Linked DNA regions of Homo sapiens: region 1 is linked to region 2. Evidence: chromatin loops called from intact Hi-C (ENCODE). Cell type or tissue: A673. All regions are shown on one strand. Links, peaks and the distances in the headings refer to the core of each region. The heading gives the core; the rest is flanking DNA. Region 1 has its middle 130 kb from the start of CRPPA-AS1. Region 2 overlaps LRRC72 (leucine rich repeat containing 72).

Region 1 (9,616 bases), core at 730-8,729, 490 kb before region 2:
ATTCACAATAGCCAAGATATGTAAATAACCTGTGTCCATCAATGAATGAAGACAATATGGTATGTGTATACAATGGAATATTATTCATCCTTCAAAAAGAAGGAAATCCTGCCATCTGTGACAATGTGGATGGACCTGGAGGACATTATACTAAGTGAAATAAGCCAGAAATGGAAAGAAAAATACTGCATGATCTTACTTATATATGGAACTAAAAAAAAAAAGTTTAACTCATAGAAACAGAGTAGATGAGTGGTTACCAGTGGTCAGGCAGGGGTGGGGACAAGGATACATTAGTCAAAAGTCACAAACTTGCAGTTATGAGTATTTCTGGAGGCCTAATGTACACTGTGCTGACTGTAGTTAATAATATTGTTACTAATCTTACTTTTGCACCAACCTAATATATACTTAATATTTGCTAAGTGAGTAGATCTTAAGTCTTCTTACCATACACACAAAAGGTAAATTTCTGAGCTGATACAGATATTAACTTGATTACAGTAATCATTTCACAATGTATCTCAAAACATCACACTGTACACTTTCAATATATACAACTTCTGTCATTTATACCTCAAAAAAGCTGAAAAATAGGATAAAGACTTTTTTTCCTCAAATTCCTACCATTATATTATATACCCTTTGAGCAGAAAAAATCTTCCTGTCTCTCTGAGTTGGCACAGAACCTACAACTAAGTTGATACTTAAGCCATGCTTATTGTTGATGAAGATGAAGCCCCAGAATGAATGCTTGGGCTTGCCAACATGTATTAATTCCCATTTGTACCATATGACAATTATTGTCTTTTGGATTATCTGCTGCTGAAAGAAGTGTTTTTGTGGGAAGAGGGAGTCAGAAAATGTACGGAGATCCATGTGATCCTGGACAAGCCTTGTGGTGTGTGACAGTGGGGAAATCTTGGCAGGCAGAACACTATCAACATAGGATGAGATGGTATTTGAGAGAGAGTGGTAGAGATACCAAAGATACAAACCTATCAAGTGCCAGCTCGGATCTGCTATGCCACAGAAAAGAAAGCTTAACCTTTTTTGAAAGCAAAGTGCTACCTATGCCAGAGAATTAAAGGACTTTTCTGCAGTAATTCTATCTGCCCTAGGTCTCCTCAGAAGCATGACTTTGTAAAATCATTGCACAATTATTGGGGGTGGGAGTCGTGAGGCAGAGGAGAGGTATCGGGACAGGGACCACTACATGGCAGCAAATTTACTTGTAGATTAGATTGCTTAGGCACCTATTGAAGATTGTACAACTAAACAACAACGTAAGTGCACCAAGCAATCTAAGGCAACATTTCTCACAGCATGGCCTTGGATCAAAACTTTGACATTGACCTGCAATTTTTATAAACACTTGCAGCCCAGAGGCTACTCAATCTGTATTCCTACGGGTGCTACCTGATAAGCAACATATTTAACAAACTTCCCAGCTGATTTTCTATATAGAAAAGCAAGTATTAATAATATGAATTATAGCACCAAGAACTTAAAAAATATTTTCCATGTGTTGGGAGGGAATAGTGGTATGGGAAACTTCAGGCTTTAAAATATCAGCCATCATGAGGGAAATCACGCATAAATCTTTACAAATCTCTTAAAAATTGACATCTGAAGACTAATATACCATTCCTCAATTTTATTTTCCTTCTGTGTGGAAAAAGAATTTTTCTTCTTTGAGCACTAGATTACATAAGTTGGCTAACGTTTAGAGGCCATATTGAAAAATATTTATCTTTAAATTCTAGAACCATTTTGAGCTTAGGGAAGTTACACTCTGAGAAGCCCAGGGTAAAACTGAGACCAGCTAAAGTGGCAGCAACTTTAGATCCTTTGGTTAAGTGAGAATATGTGCCAATAAATGGAAAAGATGGATGTATCCATTTATTACTTCATTCACCCATATATTGAGCAACTACTATGTTTAATGACATGAATACCAAGATAAATGGTGACACTGGCATTTGTTGTGCTTCCAAAAAAAAATATGGTAAAAAATTAAAAACATAATGTGAGAACTTTCCATCCTAGATTGTATTGTCAGGTTGATATTTTAAAACACACTAAGTATTCTAGTTAAGTGAAAAAAAAAATCCATAAGGACAACCAGATAGAGGTTTAGAGACAGGTTTCAATTATTCATGGGTTGATAACAAAAAGAAAACAGCCAAGAGGTAGTGGCTCATACCTGTAATCCCAGTACTTTGGGAGGCCAAGGCAAGAGGATCACTTGAGGCCAGGAGTTAGAGACCAGCCTGGGGACGACAGCATGATCCAGCCTCTACAAAAAATTTAAAAATTATTCAAGCATGATGGCACGTGCCTGTAGTCCTAGCTGCTCAGGAGGCTGAGGCGGCAAGATCACTTGTGCCTAGGAGTTCATAGTTACAGTGAGCTGTGATAGCACCACTGCACTGCAGCCTAGGAGACAGAGTAAAACCCTGTCTCTATTCAAACATGAACTTTTTTTTCTATAGGAAAGCTGTATTTAAGTGTTCATTTTAGAGTATCAGTTTACTGACCTATTCAGCTGATGGTATTTAAATGCAGCATAGTTAGTATCCCTGGACTTCTCTGTGCAAATCCGGCATATTCTCAGGAGTAGCCAACTGTGAGGTCTATTTCCATGAATTTCTGCATCTGGAGGCTTGACTGTGAATATGTGTAACTGCATCATCCCCCCTACACCATCACATACCTGACAGTCAGTGTGCTTATCAGTGATAGTATACAGACGGCAAAGGGGTCTTACAGTGCCATAATCTCATGGAAACATTTTAAAGTATCATTCTCTTAGTAGGTTGCAAGGTGGTTCAGTAGTTTTCTGTCATTCAAAAGCAACAGAAAGGTCTTGCTAACAAATATCATGCATCTCAGAGAAGAAACAGCAATAATGTGAACAAAGTGATTATGGTTAAAATGTACTCTCTCTTCTTAAGGTGGTCATCTGCAGGGGCCTGGAAAGGCTACACAAATTTATGCTTTTATTTTCTAAATATTATATCCATAATAAAGCTGGAAGAGTATTGACTCAGACTGCTTTTTGCTATAAAAGGAGCATTTCCAAATTGGAGAGAACATTCTGCAATGTATTTACATGTAAATATTTGATATACATTTAAATCCAGTTCTATTTACAAATTCTCAGTATCTTGATATCTAAACTCTCTCAATTAATTCCCACTTCCCCACTACAGATCAATTAACTATGCTTTCTCCTCAATCCCTTTAACCTACTTTATTCTCAATAATCTACATACTATGAGTCTGAACCTGGACACCAGTAGATATGGCCTTTCTATCACACTAGAAAAACTATGAGCAAAATCACTTCTACTACTTCGAGAACATATCCATATGTCATTTTAAACATCTACTTAATCTATCCAGAGACTATGGCAATCTTCAGGAAAAAGAAAGTTTATCTTTTGAAACCTCCTCCCTATGATTAGCTCTTACCACAGTTCTCCTATTTGCCATGGCCTGCCCTCCTTGCCATGCTACAGAAGTACAGTTCTTTAACCATGACCTTCTCTCCCTGCTATACAGGGGTAGGGAAGGATTAGAAAAGTAATTCTCAAGGGAATAGGTAGCACAAGGAAGGGAATGGTAGGCAGTTTGCATGCTTAGTATTATAATTTTACATATTGAAAAAATATTCTCATAAGAACTTCAGGAAGCAAACTTCAAAACTTCTCTTTGCTGGTGTATTAGTTTATTATTATTATTATTGCCATAACAAATTACCACAAACCTGGTGGCTTAAAACAATACAAATTTAATTAAATATCTATCATACTATTTGAAATATACCTACTGCACCACTGGGCCGTTGTGAAAAACTATAGAGAAAGCAATTGAATACCATTTGGGTGGTTTTCTTTCATATTTTTGATGGTTATTAACTCATTTCATTTTCTCCTTGTGCTAAACTAAAAATTTCTCAGAGAGACATTATAAATAAAATACAGTGGTCATAAATGTGAGTGACTACAGAAATCAGGCAATAATGAGTGAAGAAGGCAGTGTGTGTTACCTCAAGGGGTAGATGGGCCTGCGGATAATAAGAGTTTGTGCCTGTATTAGTCCATTCTCACACTGCTGTAAGAACTGCCTGAGACTGGATAATTTATAAAGGAAAGAGGCTTAATTGACTCACAGTCAGCATGGCTGGGGAGGCCTCAGGAAACTTACAATCATGGCGGAAAGCAAAGCAGACACCTCCTTCAGAAGGCGGCAAGAAGGAGAAGCGCTGAGTGAAATGGGAAAGAACCCCTTATAAAACCGTCAATCTCGTGAGAACTCACTATCGTGAGAACAGACTGGGGGGAACCACGCCTGTGACTCAATTGCCTCCACCTGGTCTGTGATTCAATTGCCTCCACCTGGGCTATGATTCAATTGCCTCCACCTGGGCTATGATTCAATTGCCTCCACCTGGTCTCTCCCTTGACCTGTAGGGATTATGGGGATTACAATTCAAGATGAGATTTGGATGGGGACAAAAAACCTGACCATATCAGTGCCGCTTCTTAAAAGGCTAGCTACTCTTCAGGTTGAGGTCACTTGCCTTGAAGGAAAAAGATCCCCTGGCCGGGCGCATTGGCACATGCCTGTAATCCCAGCAGTTTGAGAGGCAAAGGTAGGAGGGTCGCTTGAAACCAGCCTGGCGACACGGCAAAACCTTGTCTCTATAAAAAATACAAAAATTAGCCAGGTGTAATGACAGGCTCCTGTAGTCCCAGACACTTGGGAGCCTGAGGTGGGAGGATCATTTGAGCTCCAGGAGGTTGAGGCTTCAGAGAGCTGAGATCACACCAGTGCACTCCAGCCTGTGTGACAGAACAGACAGTGTTTCAGTAAAAGAAAAAGGCCCGTCATTGCTAGATGGCTGCATTTTTATGAAATGCCCCAATTTGCAAATGTAAACACCTATTTTGTATTTTTAACACAGATCTGACAACAGATCTGTGGGCTAAATCCAGCTGGAGGGCTTCTAGTTCCTATAAAGCTAAATGTTACAAACTTCTGTCACTCAACACAATAATGCTCTTATATGAGAGAGAGAAAAGACATAGTCACGTATTAAGAGTTGTACTAACCAGCACTATTACTTGAGTTAATATTTTCAAGCATTTCTCCATTTTTATTAGTCATAAACTACTATTACTATCAAAGTGTAAGTCAAATCCTTTTGAAAACAATCTTAACATGAAACAGAGGCAAGATTTTGTGATTATCACAGTAAGATCATTCTGGTCACTGCTGAGAGCCTGAACATCATGAGACATTGATAGTAAGCAAATGCTGAATGCCTTGCTTTAAATGCCAATAAAGCACAAGAATAAGCATAATTCACAACTTTTGTGACAACATCTGAAAATCACACATACATAACACATCAATGTATGCGTATGTTTAGATGTATACAGATTTTGTTTCCCTGCTGAATGCATCTCAGTGGACATGCCGAAGTCCAAAGACAAAAAACCCATTCTACCACCAGGTGGAGCTTAGTTTCCATTAAAGCAGCAGATACATGAAGAGGATTTCTAGTGTTTGTTTGAATTCTTTGTGTCCCTCAGGAAAGACCTGAAGAAAAAAGGTGAACTTCAAAGGAGAGTGTGTATTTTAAAAGCCTGTCACAAACGCCAGTTGCCACAGGGCTTTAAGTATTTTTCATCAGTACTCATTTGATCAGGTGCTGGGGGCCATTCATGAATGGCTTGACAACTGACTTCCTTCCTTTCTGTCCTTTTCCCTTTCTTTGTATGAGAATGTTAAATTCCCATACATTTAAGTGCCCAACTTTAAATAAAAATCACAGATTATCACAATAACAGAGCCTAAGAAGTAAAATTACCAAAACAAATCAGCTATATTATGTAAATATTGACTCTAATTCACAATATTATGTAAATATTGTGAATTTTTACATATTATGTAAATATTTACATATTTTACACAGTATTTTACAAATATTTACATATTTTACATATTATGTAAATATTTACATATTGTGTAAATATTTACATATTGTGTAAATATTTACATATTGTGTAAATATTTACATATTGTGTAAATATTTACATATTATGTAAATATTGTGAATTTTATTGTAAATAATTCACATTATGTAAATATTGATTCTAATTCACACAGCAGAACATTAGATGAAATGAATGCCATTAGATGAAATACAGTACAGAAAGCATCTAGGCACAGCACCTGAAATAAGAGTCAGCTGGTAGTAAAAGTGTCTTCCACCATATTCTCAAAGATGATAATCATTTAATGATTCATTCCTACCAAATCAATGTTCTGCATATATATGAATGCTCATTGTGTGTTCAAACATGGCAGGGCCTTGCAGAAAACCTGTTGTAAACCAAAACATGTTGTTTGTTCTTAAATTGAGGAGAAATGATGCTACATTTAATTAGTATATCCCAAGTCAGCATGTATACAGTGTGGATTTGTGAGTTTACAGCCTTTAAATATCAAAATAATGGAAAGGTCCGAGAAGGTATGCTAGTTGAGCAGCAACAGGAATAAATACTGTAGGAAGCATAGGAATTGAATAAAGAGAGGGCAGGTGATGTGTTCCCAGTAAGAGCAAGGCCATCAGTCAAAGTGCAACCGGAAGAAGGGGATGCGTGGGTATGTGGTCAGGAAGGCAACTGGTCTGATTCCACTGAAGGTGCAGGACTAATGTTGGCCTTATAGGTAGCACTAGAATGCAAATATAGAGGTGGACTACAATGATGAAATATACAGTAAAGGAAAAATGATGGGTTTACTTGCTAGAGAAATAAGTAGAGAGTTACTGAAGATCATGGAATAGGAATGTAGAGTGAGGGGAGCATTATTTGTGGAGCTTATGAAGGGAAAAAAATTGGGGAGGCTTATTTCATATTGATCCTGCATGTGTAACTTCTTTTATACCTGTCACCAACGTTTATGCTTCTAGATTCAAAGAAAATAAAGAACATCTGTATGGCATCGATATGCCCTCTTAAGTTGTCTAGTGTTAAAATACTGTAAGTTCTATAATAAAATATGACATAAGTATAAAGAAGAAACAAATGTGTGTAAAAAGATAACAACAGGCCACATCAGACAGCCACAGCACATTCAAGGGCACAAGGCAAAAAAGACAGTGTTGGTCAGGAAATGGCAAGTGGTTTGCTGGAGTGTGAAGCATGTAGGGCATGAGTGGCTTGCGATGAGTGTGTAGATGGAAATGATGGAAGGAGAAGTGAAGAAGCCAGCCTAGATTTGAGGGATAGCTCAAAGAAAACTAGGTGGTTGGATAGGGAAGAAGGAAAATAGAAAAGGGTCCGAAACTCTAAAAGCAGCAGAGCAAGAGTGAGCACCAGTAACATCAACAAAGACAAGAATGTGGGGAACAAGTCAAGCTTGGGGGAGAAAACATAGTCTCTTTCTAACTGAAAAGATATGCAAGTATAAGCATGTTTTTCAGTAGACAAAGATACAGGACTGGAGATCATGCAATAGTCATTAGGAGGCAGTGTGGGTCTGGGAGGGAAGAGAAAACTGCACTGAAAACAGAGGCATTCATTATCTGTACCTCTCATTTACTACGCAATATACAGAAGGCAGGACTACTTTGATTACTCATTTATTTTGCCCTGTTCTTTATCCTCCCCCTTCTACTGAAAGCTTGTAGCCTGGTTTTACAGTTCTTTGCCTCAGAGATTTCAGAAGGAAGGTGATATGGTTTGGCTGTGTCCCCACCCAAATCTCATCTTGAATCGTAGCTCCCAGAATTCCCATGTGTCATGGGAGGGACCCAGTGGGAGGTAATTAAATCATGGGGGCAGGTCTTTCCCCTGCCATTCTCAATGATTGTGAATAAGTCTCACAGATCTGATGGTTTTATAAAGGGGAAGTTCCCCAACAAGCTCTCTTGCCTAACATGATGCTCCTCCTTAGCCTTCTGCCATGATTGTGAGGCCTCCCCAGCCATGTGGAATTGTGAGTCCATTACACCTTTTTTTTTTTTTTTAAAATAAATTACCCAGTCTTGAGGATGTCTTTATTAGCATCATGAGAACTGACTAATACAGAAAGAGAGCAGGAAAAGCCTAAATTTACAGGTGCTGCTGGTTCTGGTGTAAAAGACAAAATCCATTAGATTATACAAACGATACTTGGGTAAGGGAAAAGAGGCAAGTGACTTTTAATGAAAGCTGGAGTTAACCACATAGGTACAACTTAATGCTTAGCCTGAAGGAGATTACATCTTAAAAGTGAACAGAGATACATAAAGAGAGAAATTTGGAATGTAATCAGCAAAGTGGAGGTGTCCACTGGTGCTATGTGAATATCAAGAGGATATGTCGCCCTCTAGGAAAGTTTAGGGAAGGAATTTAGTAGAAGCCTAAACCACACCTTGAATACTAAGGCCATAAAGAGATAGAGTATTCTCTGCACATCAGATTCTGGAAAGTTCTCTCCTCTGAGCTTCTATGGCTATGTAACAATACCATTTACTTCACTCTTAGCATATACCACTTTCCATTGTCATAAATTGTGTATTTATCACTTTTCCAGAAAACATATCAAGGAGAATGGGAATCCTGACTTTAATTGCTTTATAGAATTTCCATGTAACCTAGAGGTATTGATCATAAGAGATGCTCAATAAATAATTAGGAACCAGGATTTGGTCTGCTACGCAGTTCTCATCTTAATGACCAAGAGGCACACATCTCTTGCTAATGACACTGCCAACTGGCCTGAAGCCCATAGAAGCATGAGAACCAAAATAAAAAAAAACTGGAACACAATTGAATATGTAGACTCTAAATATATATTTTGTCATCAGATTATTTTCTTATTTTTTAGAATCACTTTTATATCCTAATTGATATGAAGCAGTGTAGGGAGAATACAAAAAATAGGGGCTTTGGGTACTGGCCATGCAACTTACTAGCCATGTAATTTCAGGATCTTCACTTGGCTTCCATGAGGCTCAGGCTTTTCTGTAATATATGGGTAACTGTAAGTTCTCAAGAAAGTTACATCAGATAATGTGAAAATTATTTGGTAAAAAGTAAGACACAACTTACTGGTAATTATGGTTAAATAACTCATTTGTCTCCAAGATACTTTTTTTACCATAATAAAGATCACAGAGGTTTTATAAAGAAAAAAGCAGAGTCTGTATTTTACATATGTTGCCCATGCTTGTGTTCCTTGGTGAAGTCGTATGAATTTATTCAAGTCACAAAATATTTCTCCCAGTTAAACATATTTTTGAAAAAAATCATTTTCTAAAATTACAATGTTACAGTTGACTGTGGCTAAAACAATCCAGACTCAGGGAAATGTATCAATATCCACACTATTTTGTGTTTCACTTGTTGGACACGAGCATTTTTCTTGAAGAGAATGGATGATAGTAGTATCACCCATTCTAGGAGTATCTAATCTTCATATAACCAATAAGGCACATCCTTTGGATGGGGTAGCCATTGCTTGCCCTCTGGTTCAGGAGTAGCTGGGGTCTAACATCCAGGGATCTGAAGTGTTACTGATAGGCAGGTGGAGACAGGCCTGATATGAGTGGCAA
Region 2 (9,616 bases), core at 503-8,502:
TTTTAAATAATAATCATATAGTAATATGTTTGAATGTCTTTCCTGTTAAAAAAATGATTTATTATAGTCGCATTTAAATCTTTACAGCATCCTATGATGTGATTAGAATTACTCCCTTTAATCATGGAAATGAAAAGCTCAGAGATTTAACCAAACTCCTAAGGAGTGTTGAAACATAAACTCATGCCTTGTTTTACTTATCATTTATTTATTCATTCATTCAATAAATATTTATAATCTATTCATTCATTCATTTAATAAATGTTTATCACACATTCACTACATGACACTATTCTAGATAATAGGACTCAAATTTGAACAAGAAAGACCCAGTCTATACCTATATAGGGCTTACAAATTAGTAACACTCAGCCTAAATATTTCTTAGAGTCGAAGGGGTCTAATGCAAAATGATTTAATTTGCTACTTTAAAAACTCTATAATTTAAGGAAACTTGTTATAAAACAACATTTGGAGAGTGGTAAACAAGCTTACTCCCACAGTAATAAACAGAGTTATGCCCATAGTAATAAATAAGGTTATACCCTAAACAAAGGTGCCCAGCCCAGGACTGAATGGATCCTGAAATCCAGCCCATGCCCTGCTTGTCAAGGGTGTATGTGAGTGTAGAATTGTGCCAGGCATGAGGAGTGGGAATTTTCTAGTTTTTAAATACCAGCCTGGTAGTACAATGTCCATATCATTACCAGTCACAATAGTTTACGACCACTACTTAAAATCACAGTGACGTATTTCAAGTTACATAACTATAACTTTCCAGTTGAGAATCTTGTTGTGGGGTCATTTGTTTGAAATGGAGAAAATGCTATGTCCAATTACAAAAAACAAAAAGCATTTTCTAAAAATTCACATTTTGAACTCATGTTCCATTTTGGTTAAAGATATTGTATGAAAAATAGTTTGTATTTATTAGACAACTAACGTTATTTGTGCAGTCATGTCCTCAGATTAAGTTTCTATGAGCCTCATTTGCAATCACAGATTAGCTTTAGCTGATAAACTAAAATGAGAACTCTATGTATTTTCAAATGTAGTCATTTTTGTCTTTTTAAGTTGTAAATCCATATAAAATTATAAAGTGTTATTATTCCACTTAAATTACAAGTTCTTCAGAGGGTGAGAAAATAGCCTGAAGGGCAAAACGCTAATCCATTCTCAGCATCGCACCTTCCATTGGCATTTATGAGGAGAATTGCCAAGGACTGCCTAGGAGACGCATGGCTGAGAGCTTCAGGGAGGCCTAAACCAGCTGCAGAGTGTGAGGTCCTGGGAACTGGAATTCCTGTCTTCAGGCAGAGTCAGGGGGCCCCACCTCTTCTCTCTAGGCAGTCTACCTTTCCACACCCTCTCTTTCTAGCTCAGTTTTCCTCTTCCCTTCCCTCCTCCAAACTCTTTCTAAATCAGAATCCACATGTGTCAAAGACCCACTTTGTGGCTGATGGCTTTTATTAACTCCTGCCCCCTTTCCAGTACTAAGGGAAAAAAACCACCGCCACCAAAAGCCGCAGCAACAAAATGCTTAATCCACTCTCCTGTTCTAAACCTTCAGTTTTCTCGTTTCTTTCTAATTTTCTGTTTTATTAAACTCCACTGTTGGAAAGTATGCTTAAGACTCCTGCATGCCATAATTGTTAAGACCTGCTTCCTACCGGAGCTTCCAGGAATCAGCCTTGGGAACAGGGAGTTCCTCCTTTCGAGAGAGGGTCTCCATGTTTCCACAGGTATTGCCTTTAAACACTTCCTGCCGTTGTCTTCAGCAGTGGCCCCAATCCACTGCCCATGGCAAAAAGCCAGGGGAGCAGAGGGATTCTGGGATACGGGGAGGGACTAGGATCTCCAGGGTCCCTTCCTTTGAGCCTCTTTTCCTATAATGCCCTTCCAGGTGGGACCACCCCTCCCAAAAGACAAAACAATTCACCAAAGGAAAAGAACCAACAGTGTTTTTCACCACTGTTTGTCCTGAAAAAGAGGATATTCTGATCCCTCCTCTCTCGATCCTCTGCTTTATCGTAGTTTGCCTTTTACAATCAGGGGTGATTTCCATATTCAGTAAAAAGCACATGGTGTGTGGTGGCCACCAGATTTTTAGTTAAAACAAGATGGTGATTAACAATGGAGATGCTGACCTTACTAAGTAACCTTGACCCGGAGCCTCACAATCCTCCTATCTGATTATTGACAGCTGAACTTCCTTCCACAGGCCGTTCTCTATAGGCTTTTAACTTCTCCATGTCATTTTCTTTTTCCCATATATTAAAATTGGGATGTTGGTCTCTTATTAATTACATCAACTTTCTTCGAAGGCAGCCTTAAAAACATTGGGGTTCATTTAAATAATGATTTTAAATTCTGCTTTAAAAGTTTACAAAAAAATAACTGGAGCCAATTATTTAGATGGCTTTTTTTTTTCCTCTTCTGTCTCGATAATAAGTAGCTTCATACACGTGACTCCTGTAAGCCAAGCTTGTGCGGTAAGGTAGTAGAGACATTTTGATATATCATTGGGTAAATGTAAATTGCTTAGACTCAGAATCCCAAATTAAGATAAGCAAGACAGTGCTGGCGCCACTGAGGTATACTCTGTAAGTAGCCTAGAGGGAAGGTGGATTAAATAGTATTAACCTATTGAAAGTGAAAGTGTAAGCAATTTCTCTTCATGGTTTCTAAAAGAATGTGCCCATACATCATAGAAGGCTTTCAGAACATTCAGAAACAGGAAACTGATTTCACATCTTAGACATTTAATTTATGTTGATTTTAGCAGCATCAATCCAAAACTCATAAATCCAAAATGTTAAATGTTTAATAGTATAGAAGGAAAAAATAGAGTTAAAAATATGATTGCTTCTTCTAAAATTTAAGAGATAGGAAACAGTGAATAATAATGATGAAATGCCTGTCAAGTTATTTAACTCAATTTTTAAAGTTAATTTAAGCAGAGGATGGGCTAACAGTTCAGTTTTCTGATTTCGTGTCATTCAGTTTTTACTTTAGGATGAGATGAATGGTCAACCACAAGTCCATAGAGTTTTTAGTATCAATATGTTGCTAATAAGTAATGTAACAGTAGTAAATCCAAGTTTGGTGTTTTATTCAGCTGAAGCTAGTTTTTAAATTTCCATATAGAAGTTACTTAACCAAGGATTAGCAGAAAAACCCAAGAAATGAAATGAAATGGATAGTAATGTCCTCAGAGGGGAAAGAGAAGACGAAGGGTACACCTAGAGAAAACGTCATTGAAAGATGTTGGTATATTTTCCATTAACGTCATATGTAAAGGCAGACTCTACTTCCAGATGCTATAATGTATAACAGGGTTATGAGGTGTCAGATGTGATTCCCCAAGACAGTAACCACAAAGCAGACTTCTGTACTAAAGCATCTGTGACTTTTTCTTCCTTCTGAGTTCTCATTAGAAACAATTGTGTTTTGCTTTTATATCCTTGAAGAGGGTCCTTTTCTTTACTTTCTCTGGCTCGAACTACAATTCATGATCCCAATGGCTCTTTTATTAGTGGTTTAATATACATCTGTTCTATTCCCTGTCCTGCAGTTATAATTATTTGTTACCACTTTAAAATCCTTCTCTTTCAAGAATAAAATTCAGACCATTTTCTGTCATTTAAGAAATCTTGAAAAAAAAAAAGTTTTATTTTTCTTCTCATTTTCTCCATTACTTACATATTTCCTTTCTTTTAAATTTCTTTGTGGCTCCTGGCTCTACATTTTCCTGTATGCCTTTCCTCACTCCTGTAACTTTTGTTTATTATGTACCAGGTGTCTTCCATTGCCTGCTTTATGTCCCTCTAAAGCTCGCGTTTTCCACAGGGAATAGCTATATATAACGCTTTTATTAGCCAGAAAAAGTTGTGTTTATACAACAAATATCAGAATGCTTTATTACTACAGAGAAAACATCCAGATGATTGATTTTTTTTTTTTAGTTTTTATCTAGCTTGTTATCTTTTAAGCATGCACCTACCCCAATCTTCTTTATGTTACAAACTGCTCTTTAGAAATATTAATCAGTTTTTTCCGAGTTTCTAATGCTTACTATTTTCATGCCTTTATCAAACCTGTATTTTATGAATAGTCTACAACAGTACTCTTAAATTTCACATGTACATTAAGTGAGCTTCATTTTATTGAGTGAAGGAGTTGTGCGGTAGCTGGAGCTCTTTCTACTACTGCCATCTAGTGGTTCTCCTTATTAGGTGTATTTTCAGAAGAATTTCCTAGAAATTGCATGTAGGTAGGTGGAATCCGAATAACTAAAGATTACTGGCCAGGTGCGGTGGCTGATGCCTGTATTTTGGGAGGCCAAGGTGGGCGGATCACGAGGTCAGCAGTTCGAGACCAGCCTTGCCAACATGGCGAAACTCCGTCTCTACTAAAAATACAAAAATTAGCCAAGCGTGGTGGCAGGCGCCTGTAATCCCAGCTACTCAGGAGGCTGAATCAGGACAATTGCTTGAACCCGGGAGGCAGAGGTTGCAGTGAGCAAGATCATGCCATTGCGCTCCAGCCTGGCAACAAGAACAAGACTCTGTCAAAAAAAAAAAAAAATGCCCAACTGAAAATCATTAAAGTTTTATTTCACATTGTATTGAAAAAATATGTTTATTATCATCTAGGATGAATAGGGAAAATATCTTTTTTTAAAAATAAAGCCCTCACAACTTCTAGTTGAGGATGTTTAAAAACATAACTATGTGCTGATTCCCAAGGGATATGATGTCAAAAGTGCCAGGGCTGCTTCTGCATCCACATGCCCCCTTCTTCCAACCACTGCATTAGGAAGTGCGGTTTATCACACATCCTAGCACCTGCACACCAGGATCTCAGAACTGCACGTGCCTGGCCAGAGGTAGACAAGATGCAAGAGCCACTTCTGCTCAGCTCTGGTCCTGCTGAGATCTGAAGCTACTATTGACACATTCTGAACTATGAGCAATGGTGTGGAGGAAGTAAGTTCTATTAGAGCCGGGTGTTGTGTCTCTGCCTATCTTCACACATGCACCCTTGTGAACTTGGAGACTGAAAGAAGAGTACCAAGTGATATTTTAATAAAAAGTAGCCTCAAGACTCCAATAGAGCTGATATCTAGTTCTTCATTTACTAACTTATTTATGGACATGTTAAAAATTTCCCTCATTTGTTGCAGACTTGGGTCAATGATTTGATCATAGCCCTTAGCACAGTTCCTAGTGGATAGTAAGCACTTGGTAAATATTTGTTGAATGAATGAATTTAACAGATAGAAAAATTAACTGGTGCTCTAAGTAAAGGTTTAATGGGTCTATTGCTTGATATGGAGAAGAGCTTTACAAGTTCTTATGTTTTATACGAATCTCTTAATTTTTTGTATTTTATAAGTGATAAGTGAAACTGATTTTGAAATCTGACATTTTTATTTTGGATTCTTCATTTGCAGGTCTATACCAAAATCCTTTGTGCCAATATAACCTGTATCGTTTATATATCATCTACCACCTTCCAGGAGTGGAGCTGCTTGACCGAAATCGTAAGGACCCTTCCTTCTTGCAAAGAAATATTTGAGAAGTAGTCTTATAGCTCAGCGGTTTAAAAACGAAGACTACCTTTGAAAATATGTCTTTGTAAAAAATATATCTTTGAATAATTGTCTTTTTAATGGAAGTTTTTCAATTATTTATTTTTGAAAGACTTGCTCTCTAAAATTTGCCCTAATTTAGAAATTCATGTCTCTTTACTACTTTATTAGAAAGGCCCTCTAACTGAGCTGAGGAAAGTATTCCTTCTGGTCCTGGTTTTGACATTAACAGGTTGGATGCCAAATCGTTTACTTCCTGGCACCTTAGTTTCTTATCTCAAAAGTGAGGGAATTGGAATAAATCTCATAAGGCCAGTTTAAGTTCTAAAAGTCGTGATTTAAAAATTCTGTAAATATATATATATTGAAACATACAATGAATGATGACTTCTTTATGAATACATCTTCAAGATAGCATGTCAGATTTCTATAAGCCACATGCACACACACACACAATCAACCTCAGCATATTACACTTAACATTTTTTGAGGCCTATTTTGCCCCCAAATGCTATATTATCTATCTACTTACCTTTCTGTCTCTGCAGGTTTGAACATTCTTAATAGTTTATTACTGAGTAACCACTTTCTATAGGATACATCGGAAACTTATGGTTATACCTCTCCTTTCTAATAGCCTTGAGGAAATGAAAGGATGTTTCATGCTAAAATTTTAATCATCCTTGGTGATGTGTTAAAGGGTGTTTGGGATGCATTAGATTGAAGGATTAAGCTCTGTCTTGTGACATGTGGGGTGTATATTGAGTGCTTGTAAGATTATGGAAATAAGCGTGATAGCCCCTTTACAAAACAGTTTTGACAGGATGTTCTCATATATCATAGTTTAGATAAATACATTCTTGAAAGTGTTCAGTTCTATTTTGAATCACTCCGCCTATTTATAATGTTATGCAATAACATTACTTTTTGCATTTATCAGAAGTTACAGAAAAAGAAAGAAGATCAATGATTACCATTTTTAACCATAAAAAGGCTCATATCGTTCAATCAATAGCATTCGGAGGAAAAGTGGATGCTTCATGGGATCCTAAATCACCATTTAAGCAAAAACCAGCCCAGAGAGTACCTTCAGGTATTTCGTAAAAAAAAAAAAAAAAACAAATTTAATGAAATTAAAACTCCTCAAACTTTTGGGTAATTTGATTGTAATAATAACAACTACAATTTACAATAAACTTAAGTATCTATGTAATGGAATAATTTCTAATATATTTGCTAACCTTATAATACTTTTAGTCCAGTTAAAGTAGGTATGCAATTTTCATCCTCACTCATGCATGTGAAATTAAATGGGGTGCTGTGATAATAACGAGATAATACATTGAAGCCTCTATCCCAGTACCTAACACAGTATAAAGGGCTCAATAAATAAGCCATTGTTATTTTTATTACCACTAACATGGATGATTTTACCAATTAAGTCTATATAATTTTTGATAATATAGAAAAAACATGAAGAAGAAATAAAGATCATCTGCAATTCTACCATGCAGAAATAAGCACTGGTAATATTTTGATTATACTCACATACAGGGTCATTATATGCAAGTATAACTTGAATATTTTCAGGATGTTTCATTTGTAGGAATTTAATTTCATATTTGTAACAGAAATGCAAAAAAAAATAGGGGTTTAGTTTTCTCAGACAGCAAAGAATAGAAAGATAGGGTATCTAGGGTTAGCATAAAGTTCTACAATGTTGTCACTGTTCAAGGATATATCTGTCTTTTGTTCTGCTACTCTTAGTGTGCTTTATGATTACAAGGTGGCTGGTGTACCCCCAAGCCTCACATCTCCATTCCACGAAGGAAGAGAGGGTGGATAAGAAAAGGTGCAAAGGTAAAATCCTTTTCTTTATGACACTTCGCCAAAGAGACAACATACATTTTTAAAAAACCAAACCAATTATCTAGAAATAAAGGGGAAATTGAATTAAAAAATAGTTTGGAAGAAATTACCCAGAATGCTAAATGGAGAAAGAAAGCAATAGAAGATATGAATTAGATATTGAGAAAAGGAGAGACATTAGAAAGAGAAGGTCCAATATAACTTCAGTAATAGTTCCTGAAAAACAAATTATAGATAGAAATTGAGCAGAAGGTAATGTTTAAAGTGATAATGGCTGGAAATTTTCCCAAACTGATAAATAAATTCTTAGACTGACCAGACAATTACCAGAATTGGCAAAGAATTCTTAGATGCACCAGACAAAATGAATCCAAACACAAAAAAGACACATAACAACAACAACAACAACAAGAGTCTTCACCAAAGGCAAAACCATCTTAAAGCAGTCGGAGAGAAAACCCAGATGACCTACAAAAGAATAACACAGAGATTCACAACAGACTCTCCAACTACAATCGTGGAAGTCAAAAAACAGTGATCGAAAGTTTTTAAAATGCTGAGGACAAGTAATGGCCAACCAAGAATTTTATAACCAACTCAATTATTATTCAAGAATGAGCGAAAGGTAAAGGAAAAGAAAAAGAAGAATGAGGACAAAATTAAGACTTCCCTGAACTTTTTATTGTGAAAATTTTCTAACAGGAAAAGTTAAAGAATATTAAAATAAATATTGGTATATGCCCACATATATTCAACAAGTGTTCATATTCTGCTATATTTACCGCCCTCCATATCTGACGCTTTGCCTCTTTATTTAAGGACAGGTGGCCAGGTGCGGTGGTTCACACCTGTAATCCCAGCACTTTGGGAGGCCGAGGCGGGCAGATCACCTGAGGTCGGGAGTTTAAGACCAGCCTGACCAACATGAAGAAACCCCATCTCTACTAAAAACAAAAATTAGCCAGGCATGGTGGCACATGCCTGTAATCCCAGCTACTCAGGAAGCTGAGGCAGGAGAATCACTTGAACCTGGGAGGCGGAGGTTGCAGTGAGCCATTGCACTCTAGCCTGGGCAACAAGAGCGAAACTCCATCTTAAAAAACAAAAAAACAAGGACAGGTCTCCTCAGAAGACCTTAGAAGTCATTCCTAAATGAATGACTTACACTGCATTTGGCATTTCCAACTACAGTGTAAATTGGAAAATCAATGTATTGCCAAAGGATTAAAATGTTTCAGCAGCAGACATCATTACATTTCACTCCTGTCAACCTAAAAAAAGACATCAGAGAAAAATATCTCTTAAGATAATGAATTTATTTGGGAGTAAGCAAAAAGAATTATAACCCAGGATGCACAGCTATGGCAAGCCACAGGTGCAAGAGAGGAAGGGAAGGGAAGGGAAGGAAGCTTTTTATTTGGGAAAAAGTGGCCAGGCGTGGTGGCTCAAGCCTGTAATCCCAGCACTTTGGGAGGCCGAGGCAGGCAGATCATTTGAGGTCAGGAGTTTGAGACCAGCCTGGACAACATGGCAAAACCCAGTCTCTATTAAAAATGCAAAAATTATCTGGGTGCAGTGATGGCACCTGTAATTCCAGCTACTTAGGAGGCTGAGGCAGGAGAATCGCTTGCACCTGGGAGGTGGAGGTTGCAGCGAGCCGAGATCACGCCATTGCACTCCAGCCTGGGCAACAGAGGGAGATTCCTTCTCAAAAAAGAAAAGAAAAAAAAAAAAGAATTCACATAAGCCTCTTGGAAGCACAGTTCATTGATTCCAGAGGCCCAAAGCTACGAGTTCATTGGTGGAGATTCTGTTACTAGGCAAATGTTCTTTTGAGAGGATCTTATCTGAATTGTTGAGTCCTAAAGAATGTATAGTGATAAACTTGGTCATAGAAATGTGTGCATACATGAGAAATGTAGGTTATGACAAACATGAGTTGTGTGCAGGACACAAAATAATGTATTGTGGGGGTTATTTTGGAATGCCCTTGAGACAGGTCTTATCAGACATGCAAGCATGAGCTCTCCTTACTGCCTTCTGGCTCCAATTTGTTTGATTCTGACAAGAGTGATTTCATCCTGGTATCTGCAACTTTCACACTTTTAAATAATTTAGACTGAAAGTTTAAAAATAAGGACATTTTCCTGTTAA

Evidence for each region. A loop is a pair of places that touch in the nucleus more often than their neighbours do. Peaks named below come from ENCODE experiments on the same cell type or tissue, not always from the same donor. Only the 100,000 strongest peaks of a DNase experiment are listed, where the experiment ranks them.
Region 1: it touches region 2 in a loop (10-fold over the local background); 95 of 110 quality-filtered maps call a loop at or near these places.

The regions. Positions count from the first base shown.
Region 1 is chr7:16,072,735-16,082,350 of GRCh38, forward strand. No RefSeq gene overlaps it. Among named protein-coding and RNA genes, the nearest start is that of CRPPA-AS1, 130 kb to the right of the region's middle. RefSeq lists enhancers at 3,869-5,068, 5,395-5,929. In A673, for the core only: a CTCF peak has its summit at 5,522 (motif pointing right); a DNase peak (open chromatin) is centred at 5,537; H3K27me3 peaks cover 813 bases.
Region 2 is chr7:16,560,858-16,570,473 of GRCh38, forward strand. It overlaps LRRC72 (leucine rich repeat containing 72), which reads left to right. Exons shown (of 9, transcript NM_001195280.2): 6 at 5,456-5,545; 7 at 6,534-6,686. Among named protein-coding and RNA genes, the nearest start is that of LRRC72, 39 kb to the left of the region's middle. In A673, for the core only: a CTCF peak has its summit at 4,227 (motif pointing left); a DNase peak (open chromatin) is centred at 4,204; H3K4me3 peaks cover 334 bases.